2 separate regions of the Homo sapiens genome follow, and region 2 is linked to region 1. The links are chromatin contacts, found by Hi-C or POLR2A ChIA-PET in ENCODE. All regions are on one chromosome and are shown on one strand. The core of a region is the stretch at or near the end of the contact, and the rest is flanking DNA. Distances in the headings are between cores, read along the strand shown.

The links. A loop is a pair of places that touch in the nucleus more often than their neighbours do. ChIA-PET counts read pairs that join two places held with the same protein, here RNA polymerase II (POLR2A). Pooled maps may share reads with other maps.
Region 2: a loop to region 1 is called in a pooled map, with 2.1 times the contacts of the local background. The contact joins two enhancer-like sites. A Hi-C loop is called at or near these places in 2 of 50 pooled maps. POLR2A ChIA-PET finds 5 or more read pairs at or near these places in 2 of 52 experiments (CD8-positive, alpha-beta memory T cell and activated CD4-positive, alpha-beta T cell).

The regions. Positions count from the first base shown.
Region 1 is chr13:98,513,684-98,519,007 of GRCh38, reverse strand. The region is part of intron 2 of STK24 (serine/threonine kinase 24); the gene reads left to right. Among named protein-coding and RNA genes, the nearest start is that of STK24, 61 kb to the left of the region's middle. RefSeq lists an enhancer at 1,399-1,458. Within about 2 kb of position 2,772, at least 5 of the 41 ENCODE cell types and tissues checked have a DNase peak (open chromatin) inside an H3K27ac peak, as active enhancers do.
Region 2 is chr13:99,048,597-99,053,920 of GRCh38, reverse strand. It overlaps a transcript of DOCK9 not described here. Among named protein-coding and RNA genes, the nearest start is that of DOCK9-DT, 35 kb to the left of the region's middle. Within about 2 kb of position 2,005, at least 3 of the 41 ENCODE cell types and tissues checked have a DNase peak (open chromatin) inside an H3K27ac peak, as active enhancers do.

The DNA of each region.
Region 1 (5,324 bases), core at 1,523-4,022:
GTATTTCTGGTGGGACTTTGTCATTAAAACTGTTTCTTATTAAGTTATTATAACAGTTATTCACCTAATTTTAGGACTGCTTATGATTAGTATTAAAAACTCATACCAACTTAAGAATGTTAATCTTTTGATATTCTCACTTACCAGCTGTGGTTTAATTTAATGCTGTTAAAAACTGCTGATGAGAATTGATAATGTTGGTTAGTTAGCTAGCTTATCTACGCTTGACTTTTAAGAATGCTAGGCAAATTGGTAATTACTTAAATAAAACGGTAGTTATAATAATATGACACAAAAATTGTCCTGCACTGCCACTCTGTTCTTTAAGTGGGAAAGAATAGTATTAAAAATGTTTTTCTGATCCTGCATGGAACCATTTTACCATTTTAGACATCGTAGAACAATCCTGTTACAACACTAAGAAGGCTTATGACCGTTCTTGTGTTTCAAGTTCCTCAAAATATACCTGTTTCACTGAACTTAAAAATGTTGTAACCTTTAAAATGGGGTTTTAGAAATCATAAGAATTGGTGGGGAAAAAAACGCTCTGAAATAATTATTGTGGAATACAGAACTATGAAGAAAGAAATGATGATTTTCCAGGGGAGGCAGCGATAAACCTGGATAATTTGGGCCAGGCCTCTTCCTCCCCTGGCCTTACCCTCTAAAGTCTCTAAGTTACAACTTGTAAGCTGCTCTGATGTGAGAAGGGAGCGTGTAGGTTTTGCTTTTGTAGAAATACAGTAAGGTGTAAGTCAGAGGATGGACATTTTGAGAACCATTGATTAACTAAAATGGATATTTAAAGGAAATCAAAATTGAGCAGTGATCCCTTTTTTATCCCTTGTGTAAAGGACAGCAGTGTGTCATAGGTCAAATGTAGCATTTTGAAATGGAAAGAGTGAGTTTTGGAGTCAGGTGTCACAGGACTTGAATCTTGTCATTTACTTTGATGTGTGGCCTTGAGTGAGTTTTCATTATTTTTTATAACTTCTCCACTTTCTCATTTGCAAAATGGAAAATTATGGTATATATCATATGTTACAAAGATTAAATGGAATTAAGTATGTGAAAGTACTTGACATGTAGTAGGTACTTAATGCGTATTTTCCTTCCTTGGTAGCATTTATTCATACCTCATCTCTTAAATTACCCTGCAATGAATATGCAATGAAGGTAGTTTGCAGTTAAGGTATCCATTGAGGTCAAACCAAGGAAACCAGGGTTAAAGAATGGAGGAAGAATGCCAACAAGAAGAGCAAATGTTGCTGTGTGGTGCACCCAGTTTGGGTCTTGACACAGCAAAAACGAAAGCACTACACATGTGACTTCCGTGGGGGAATGCCAGCATCTTGATGTTAAATTTCTTTTTTTTAATGAGATGGAGTCGTGCTGTGTAACCCAGACTGGAGTGTAGTGGGGCGATCTCAGTTCACTGCCCCCTCCGCCTCCCGGGTTCAAGCGATTTTCCTGCCTCAGCCTCCTGAGTAGCTGGGATTACAGTCGCTCACCAACCACCGTGCCCGGCTAATTTTTGTATTTTTAGTAGAGATGGGGTTTCACCATGTTGTCCAGGCTGGTCTCGAACTTCTGACCTCAGGTGATCCACCTGCCTCAGCCTGCCAAAGTGCTGGGATTATAGGCATGAGCCACTGTGCCTGGCCTCGATGTTAAATTTCGATTGAAAACAAACAGCTAAAGAAACTCAGTTTGGATTCTGTCCACTGTACTGCGTACTATTCCCTGTGAAATTACTTCAGCAGTAGTGTTCTAGTAAATTCAGAGTTGGATTTCGTGTGGTTTGCTGATGTTGTATTTTAATATGAATTATTATGATGGTTTTGGCAAAGGAAGTGTGGAGGATCCTGACAAATATTTGGTGATTTATACCAGCTAATATTTAACTATGGAAATTAAGGATCAGTGGTTCAAAACATCTTGTTCAACCTCAGCTCCTTAGCACGATCTTTACTGCATGCTGGAATGGGCTGCTTTATTGTGGCCAAATATAGCGGCCACAGTACATATCTGCATGTATCTAGAGATTCCATCCAAACAGGTCCTGTTCTTGCCTGAGCTGCTAATGCTAGAACGTTAGGTTTCAGATCAGCCTAACCTTGATCTAAGGTTGCCCCGGTATTTTGTTTAGTTATTGTAACGTCAACTGCCGTAGTAAACTCCTTAAATGTGTAACGACTCATACATGTTAGAAATGTATCTCTTCCTCACTGGTTGCCCTGATCCGTGGGCTGTTTTCCTTCAGACACTGATTCAGGAACCTGAGTTCCTTTTATCTTATTGTTCCTTCATCTTGACAAGTGGCTGTGCTCAGCTGCCATAAGTCAGCGTTGGGGGAGAAATGGAGGCTCACGTGTGGGAAGTTTTTATGTGCCCAGGCCTGGACGTAGGGCACATTGTTTCTGTTCATGTTCTCCTGGTCAGAACTCAGCCACATGACCCACACCTGACCCAGGAGAGGCTAAGAAATGTCATTGAATAGTGTGCTTCGTGGGAAGAGGACACAGGCTGTGTGCACAGTAGGCTGGCCTTTTCAAAGTCACTTCATCTCTGTAGGAAGTGGAATAGCTCAGGGAGTGGTCTTCAGGTGCTGATGGCCTCCAGGCAGGTTGAAAAGTGTTGATACTTTATCCAGTGCGCTCTCTGTATTTTACTAAGCAGATTGTCCTTTAGGGAGTATCTGCCACAAGAATGCCTGGAAGAACGTGGCCATTGTGGAAAGTTGGCCCGGATTTTAAAGCCATGTGAAGGACAATTGTCTTATTTGGCTACATACATCATGAACTGCTCTTCTAAAACAATAATTAACTATTATAATTGAGCAGGAGAAGAATCCAGACCTGTAATTCTGTCTGCCCATTCTTGTGTAATGGAGTGTCATGAAATTCTTTGGCCCAGAAGGGGACCCTCCTGAGTCAGAGGCCATTCTTCCATCATCTTGGTAGGTTTAGAAAGTGTGGTCCTAATGTCAAGGAGGATACAGATTAAATGGATTTGTAAGACAAATGGGTCTTTGGCACAGAGCTGGAAATAGTGCTCTATGTGGTTTTCACTGTCATTTTAAAACACTCCCTGTAGCGTTCAGAGCTACTGTTCTTAGTTCTTTAAGGGTGATTGGAGAGAGGGCCTTAGGATTTCACCCTGTGTTAAGGGACTTTTATATAGCAGGCCAGGACAAAGAAGAGATTACCAGAAATGGGTTTCTTCATTGTTGGGGTAGCTAGCATTCACAGGTCTCATAATTATGTTTTGGTTCATTCTTTTAGTCTAGAAAAAAGGATTTAAAACAATAGAGAAGTGGTCTAAATATTCTGAATGTTACTAAGGATCTGGTGAGTGGTGTTAATTTTGACAGTAGCAGTGATGAAGTCACAAAATTGCTTTGTAGCATTTTTTTTCCCCTAAAGATTGAAAACAAGGGCTAGAATTTAGGGAGGAGAAGGAACAATACAACAGTGAATCCCCCCACCCCCCCAATATTTATGGATCTGAGGCCTGGAAAGGTCTTGAGGATGATCACAGACCATGGAAAAAACTTCACCCGTTGTAGTTTCAGTGTTTACTTTTTGGGAAATTAAACCAGCTAGGATACTTAACCAGAATCCTCCATGTCCCAGCCATTATACCCCTGGAGTTTTCTGCCACTGAGGTACCATCCACGAAGTCAAAATGAAACTGCCTGTGTGTGGGGTTGGGTAGGGGATATGGGGTAGTGTGCAGGAGGGGAGAGAGAATTTTTTGGTTTTGTATTTTAATTAGGCAGTGAAGACATATAATTGTAACGAGAACAGGATGGTGTAGTACGGGATGCTGACCTGTTTTTTCTCTGTGCACCATTTGCAAATGTGCATTCCCTTCAGCACTTACAAATCTTTTTTTTTTTTTTTTCAGGGGGTTTGTTTTGAGGAGCTTGCTATTCTATCAGAGTGTCCATATTGAGATTCACTTTTAGTTATAGCCAAGATTTTAGTCTCAGATTCTAGTACAGGTACTCAACTGGTCGCTGTTTGGGCTGCTGATTTTCTTGAGGAAACGCAGATATACTTCCATGATTACTATAAAGATGAGATCATGTATGTAAAGTGCTGGCATGTAGTAGATTTTTAGTAAATGATGATTTTCCCTTATTAAAAAAATTTTAAGTTATCTGCGCCAAACAGACTCAAAATTCACAAGTCTTAAAATAGATTGTTAGCATGCTAAAAATAAGGTTTATCATTTTCTTTTATGATAAATTATTTATTCCTCTCAAACATCAAGCCAGTTTAACCAAAGCAAATCAGGTGCGAGGTCTTAAAAGCTGTGCTTTTCAAATTTCTTCCTTGCCATAGTAGTTTTTGTTGTAGTGTCATTATTAAAGAAACATGCCCTGTTGTCTCATTGCGGATTCAGATCCCTGACTTACAAGTTTTCATCAGTTCCTAAAAACTTTTCTGAGTAGTTTGACCCATCAGATTCACCAGAAGACTAATATGGGAAAGTCCCTTGGTGAGTTTTAGAAAACTAAGTACTCTATGAAAGTACAGGTTATTCTGGGAAAGGATTGATTGTGGGTAGTTACAGGTTCATAATCTCACTTCACAGTCATCTTTCCAAGTTATATTCTTGGGACTTCTATTGTTTTTTCTGTGGTCCCCAAAGGGGAAATAGTTTCTGATGAAACAGAAAAACCAGTCATTTTATCCTTGGGGAAAAGAGTAAAAAATACTGATAGAAGTGGCCAGCGTCTCCATGAACGAGGCTGCTGTGCAGGTCAGTGTCCATCTGCAGTCTTGGATGCTTCTCCCCCGCATAACTAATAACTGGCCTATTGACTTTCAGATGCACCCTAGTTTGGACAATAGAAAATAATCAGCCTACTTACTATGCCTATCTGCAGAAAAACACCGTGATTCTCAGCCTTGCCCATATTGTATGATAACTTCACATTGCAGAGAAGAAATACCAGTCTAGCTACATGATGATGAATGTATCCTGTTAGGACACCTGTGAATTTTATCTTTACTCACACCTTTCTTTAAGCTAGTTCATAGCAAATCATGCTCTTGTATTGGCCCTTGGCTTCAGGCATACTTAGGAATTCAGATGGGTTATTATGTTAGTTTCTGAAAGCATTTTAGTTCAGATATATGCTTGGTGTGGGTGAACTCTCCTATGCCTCAGAAATTCTCATCAAAGCACACAGTGTCTTTCTCATTCATGTCTTTGCTCCTTCAAAGGCAGAGTCCCAGCCGCGCTTTCATTGAGATGGTGAAAATGAGATACTATTTTAGTACATATGGAGAGATGATTTGCAGTTTATTTGA
Region 2 (5,324 bases), core at 756-3,255, 540 kb before region 1:
TTTTTTTCAATGCAAGATTAACCCTGCTTCCAAAACCTCCTGGTGTTTTCTTGGGAGTAGGAGGGTGAGTGAGGGGAGGTGGAGGGTGTGGGGTGCTTCGCTCCTCTTGTAATAACCCTCAAGTGTGTGCTATCTGATGGGCCCAGGCCACATGTTGTGCTATCGCTGGGGACCAGGTAACAGTCTGAGGTTTCTTGGTTACAGTAACTGATCCTCACTCCAGGCCCTGGCAGGAAGGAGAACCCTCCTGCAGTTACTGAAACCTGGTTCCCGGTTTTAATTTCTTTAATTCTTTTGTACAAGGGTCTGAGTTACAGAGGTTTCTCCTTGTCTCAGAAAGTTCTTACCATTGGCTTTAAATAAAACCAGGTGGCTTTCTTGGTTCAAGTGGCTTACAGAAAGAATACCTTAGAAAGCAATTTAATTCAATTACATTTAATTAAATTATATTGAATTTGAATAATTAAATTTATATTCTAAGTTTTTTTCTTAGAAGCATAATGAGCTATTTTAGAAATATGTATTAAGGTTGCTGGTTTTTTCCTTCTGCCACAAAACGTGATTTGCATGGGAAATTATTTATAGTAGCTTAGAATTCTGAACAAGAGTGACAAAATTTATCTTCTTTGCTCTCCTGCAAATTTGTATAGGCTTAGGAAATTTTGTCATTTAACAAAGCTCTTGAAATCTCTGTGGCTTAAGTTACTGTGGACATAATTCTTATCTGATTTCAATAGAAAAGGACAGTAGGGATGTGAACACAGTGGCAGCTGGGAGAGGGCGCAGGAGTGATGTTAGTGGTAATCTATTTTATTTTCAGGTGTGTTTAGGAACTGGGCTCCTGGAGACAACCAAGAAATTGGGAACTGGAAGTGGTTTGACTGAAGGAGTAATGGGAGAGACTTCATCCCAACGGCGAATCCCTACTGAGGCCTGAAAAACCTACCATTAGAAATTCATTAGCATCAATAGAGTGGAGAGACAGCCAATGGAATGGGAGGATATATTTGCAAATTGTACATCTGATAAGGGATTAATATCCAAAACATATAAAAAACTCAACTCAAAGTGAGAAAACAACTCAGTTAAAAAATGGGCAAAGAGCCTGGGCAACATAGTGAGACCCTGGTCTCTACTTAAAAAAAAAAAAAAAGAAGGCTGGTGTGGTGGCATGTGTCTATAGTCCCAGTTACTTAGGAGTCTGACGTAGGAGGACCACTTGAGCCCAGGAGTTCGAGGCTGCAGTGAACCATGATTGCACCACTGCGTTGCTCTCCAGCCTGGGTGACACAGTGAGACCCTGTGTCTACCCCCACAAACCTCCCCAAAAAAAAGGGCAATAGCCATTTTTCAAAAGAAGACATACAAGTGGCCAACAGGTATATGGAAAAATGCTCAACATCAATAATCATCAGGGAAATGCAAATTAAAACCACAGTGAGATACCACCTCACACCATGGAACCCTTGGATACGGAGTGTGGTCTGTACTTTGAAATCATTTAGGATAGCAGAATATTTTGTGGAATCTAGGGAGATGGGGAGCTGAGGTCAGGGAGAAGTAAGCTGTGTGCTGGCATTTGTTTACCAGGAGATCCTTCCATCCTACTCCATGGCCAGGCAGTGAGTAGTGGGCCAGGGGTGAGGGTCTCTGTGGAAGCACAGGATGCTGACATTAGACAGGGCACACTCCTACCTTTGCTGCATATCCACTGCCCCTTGCAGGGCCTTCATGTTTCCCTAGGGGCTGTGGAGCTGTGCCCATCATCCCCACTAGAAGCCCCCAGCTCTGATAGTCAAGCATTTCCATGGGGAAAATTGGTCGTGCTGAGAGCTAATGACTTATGGTTATTAAGGATGTTTTGAATCTTTAAACAGGAATGGTACTTGGCTGAATATCAGTTTGGCTTCTGTTGCTCATTGCATGTCTTCTTTATTTTCAAAAAGCCAACTGATTTCTCTTTCATATGTGGTGTTTCCTGTGGTTCTGGTGTTTTTGTGAACAAATTTGTTATGAGGAAATTCAGCAGATTGTGAGTTCTGATTTTTTTTTTTTTTTTTTTTTTGCCACTAGTGGAACATGTTCTTTAGCTGCAAACTGGAAATGTAGTTTTTATTGGTTGAATTTTGATAGGGTGTACTTGCTTTGTGGATCATCCTGAGCAATTGGGACCACTTTTGTCTGGGGTTTGAAGTAATTGCAGGTGAAAAGGATGAGTGTAGTGGTGGTGAAGGTCTCATTTCTACAGCTGAGTCAAGTCGTCTGCAGGTTGTGTTCATCATTCACATTCCTGCTTTGCTTGGTTTGCCTGGGATGTTTGTATCACTATCAGCGAATGACCTTTAGAGCATTCGGATAACCTTAAGTTCTGGGTATTGAAAAGATGTATTTTTCTTTCCTGTTTGGATGAAATTTTCATTAGTATGAAAGCTGCAGACCTCATGTTTCCATTGCGAGGTTCAAGAGAGAAGGTAGAAGAATGAATGAAAAGTCCTTGGGACTCGGCCCCAAGCCCTCGGTGAAGAAGTTGTGCCTCCTCAGGCTCTGTCTGCTTCAGGGACTTTCAGGAAGTTGCAGGTGTGTTGTGCCTGCATTGTGGGCTCAAGCAGAAATCAGTAAAGCAAAGAGCAAGAACTGAGCTTTGGCGGGAAAGGGGGAGCCTGAAGAGCTCACAGTGTCAAAGGAAGCACTGAGCTGGCTCCTAGGCAAAGAACATGCCAGAGGCTTCCCTTCAGCCTTTCAAGGCCACTATTACCTCCCCTTCCCTCCCCCATTGCTTCAGGTGACAGTGGAGGAACTGGAAGTTGCACAGAACACAGTGGCTCGCACAGCCCTTTATTGCTGGATGGAGAGGGGAGGGGTCCTCGCAGAGGCGGGCTGGGAAGCTGGGTGGGCAGGTGATGGAGAGGAAGTCTCCCACTGAGTTCTTCATCCTTCTTACGTCCACCTGTGCAGGATGAGCTGCTTGTGCTTGGCCTTACGTCCTGGCAGCTGTCTCTGAAAAGTTTTAATCTTTGATTTTGAGAATCAGACATCTTTGGATCCAAGGGTTACCAACACCTGGGGGGGCCATGTATATGAAGTGGAGGCTGGTTTTAGAGCAACGACACATTAAAGTGGGCTGGGCTACAGCTGCTCTAGGGGATAGATGGAGAGAGTTTGTGGGACTTGTCATTAGTGTCTACAACATGGTGGGTGCTTATGACATGTTTATTTTTTATTTATTTACTTAGAGACGGAGTCTCGCATGTCGCCTGGGCTGGAGTGGAGTGGTGCAATAGCTCACTGCAACCTCCCCCTCCAGCATTCAAGCTATTCTCCTGCCTCAACCTCCCGAGTAGCTGGGATTACAGGCGCCCGCCACCACGTCTGGCTAATTTTTTGTATTTTTAGTAGAGACAGGGTTTCACTACGTTGGCCAGGCTGGTCTTGAACTCCGACCTCGTGATCCACCCACCTCAGCCTCCCAAAGTGCTGGGATTACAGGCATGAGCCACTGCGCCCGGTCATGACATGTTGATTGGATGGGAGAATAAGTTAGTCATGCAAGGTCATACTGTTTGTAGCTGATTCAGGTTTCGCTGTCTCGGATATTTCCATTCGTGTATCACTGCAAGGGGAAGTGGTTTTGCTTTTTTTTTCTCCTACAGGCCTGAAATATGGAATGAACTCTAGGTACTTGATTTTAATTAAAGCATTACCAAAGTGTTATTTTTGCTCTGTGACATAGATAAACTACACATGCTATGTGTCTTTCCATTTTTGATTTGTTTTTACTTGCTGTCCATGGCTTGAAATTTTAGACAGGATCCAACATGCAAGCAGGTGTCATCTTACATGTTGAAACCTAAATATCCTCCATAAACTTTGATAGCTCCATAGGTTATTTTCAGTATTTTCACATATCATATTTCAATTTTTTAAATCTATAGCATAATTGCTTCTTGTATTTTTAGATGTCATGAAGATGTTGGCCTAGGAGAGAACCTGCAGCATTCATTATCTGGAAAGATCAATCATTTCCTAATGAAATCCAGTTTTGTATGTTAGGGATCATTATCTGATAATACAGTATGTGTCCTGCTTTCAAAAATTTAGCTATTGGCTGGGTGTGGTTGCTCATTCCTGTAATCCCAACACTTTAGGAGACTGAGGTGGGAGTATCTTTTGAGTCCAGGAGTTCAAGACCAGCCTGGGCAACATGGTGAAACCCTGTCTCTACAAAAAAATTGTAGAAAATTAGCTGAACGCTGTGGCGCACACCTGTGGTCCCAGCTATGTGGGTGGGAGGCAGGAGAATCACTTGAGCCTAGAGGTTGAGGCTGCAGCGAGCCATGATTGTGCTTTTGCACTCCAGCCTGGGTAACAGAGCAAGACCCTGTTTAAAAAAAAAAATTTCAGCTGTTACATCAGTAGCCTTTAACACACTCCCTCAGTCCAGATTTGTCTTTTTCTTTTCTTTTCTTTTCCTTTTTTTGTAGCTGGGACTACAGGCGTTTGCCACCATGCCCAGCTAGAGTTGTCTTTTTCTAAGATGTCCTTACTCCATGGCCACACCATGCCTCCCGATGACAAGGCTGACCACACTGCCCCTGTCCAAGGAGCAGCCTTCAGCATTGCCTGCTACCTCCTTTTGGCCAGATATTCTGAGGTTGGAAGGTGAGGGGTGATAAGGTATGTGGATTCAGAAGTACTGTAAACATACTCAGATGAACAGTATTACCATTTAAGAATTTTCATTTCACAGTTGGGTTTCATCTCCAAAATTCTTGAGTAATGAGAGAATTGAGTAAGGGTAGTCATTGATGATTCTGTTGGGTCCAGAAAACAGAGTGATTGATTGAAGTCTGTACAATGCCAAAACATATTTTTAACTATTCATTTTCTTTCCATTCTTAGCCATACAGAAAATAACCAAACAAAAAATTAAACACGAACTCCACAGTCAGACTTATTCAGCTGTTTATTATTATTATATTCATTATTTGTACTTAGCTATGATTATTCAGCTTATTAAGCTTTGCTGTTTATTAGTAGCAGAGCTTAATGTCAGGGATTTGAATTTCGCTTTTTGGTGTGAAGTCTTTACCTAACAAAGTGGGAAGTCCCGAGCAGTGGTCAGTGATGGAATAATAAAGGTACAAGTATATTAGTGCTTACAGTTACAAAGAGAACTGTAGAGAATGAGAAATAGTGGCACTGTGAGGATGGGAGTGTTGCATGTGAGCTGTCCCCATTTGTCATAGCAGAAAGTCAGTTGAAAATATTTGGAAAGGATAAAATTGAGAAATCTGTATGTTACAGTTATGGGGGCAGCAGGAGGA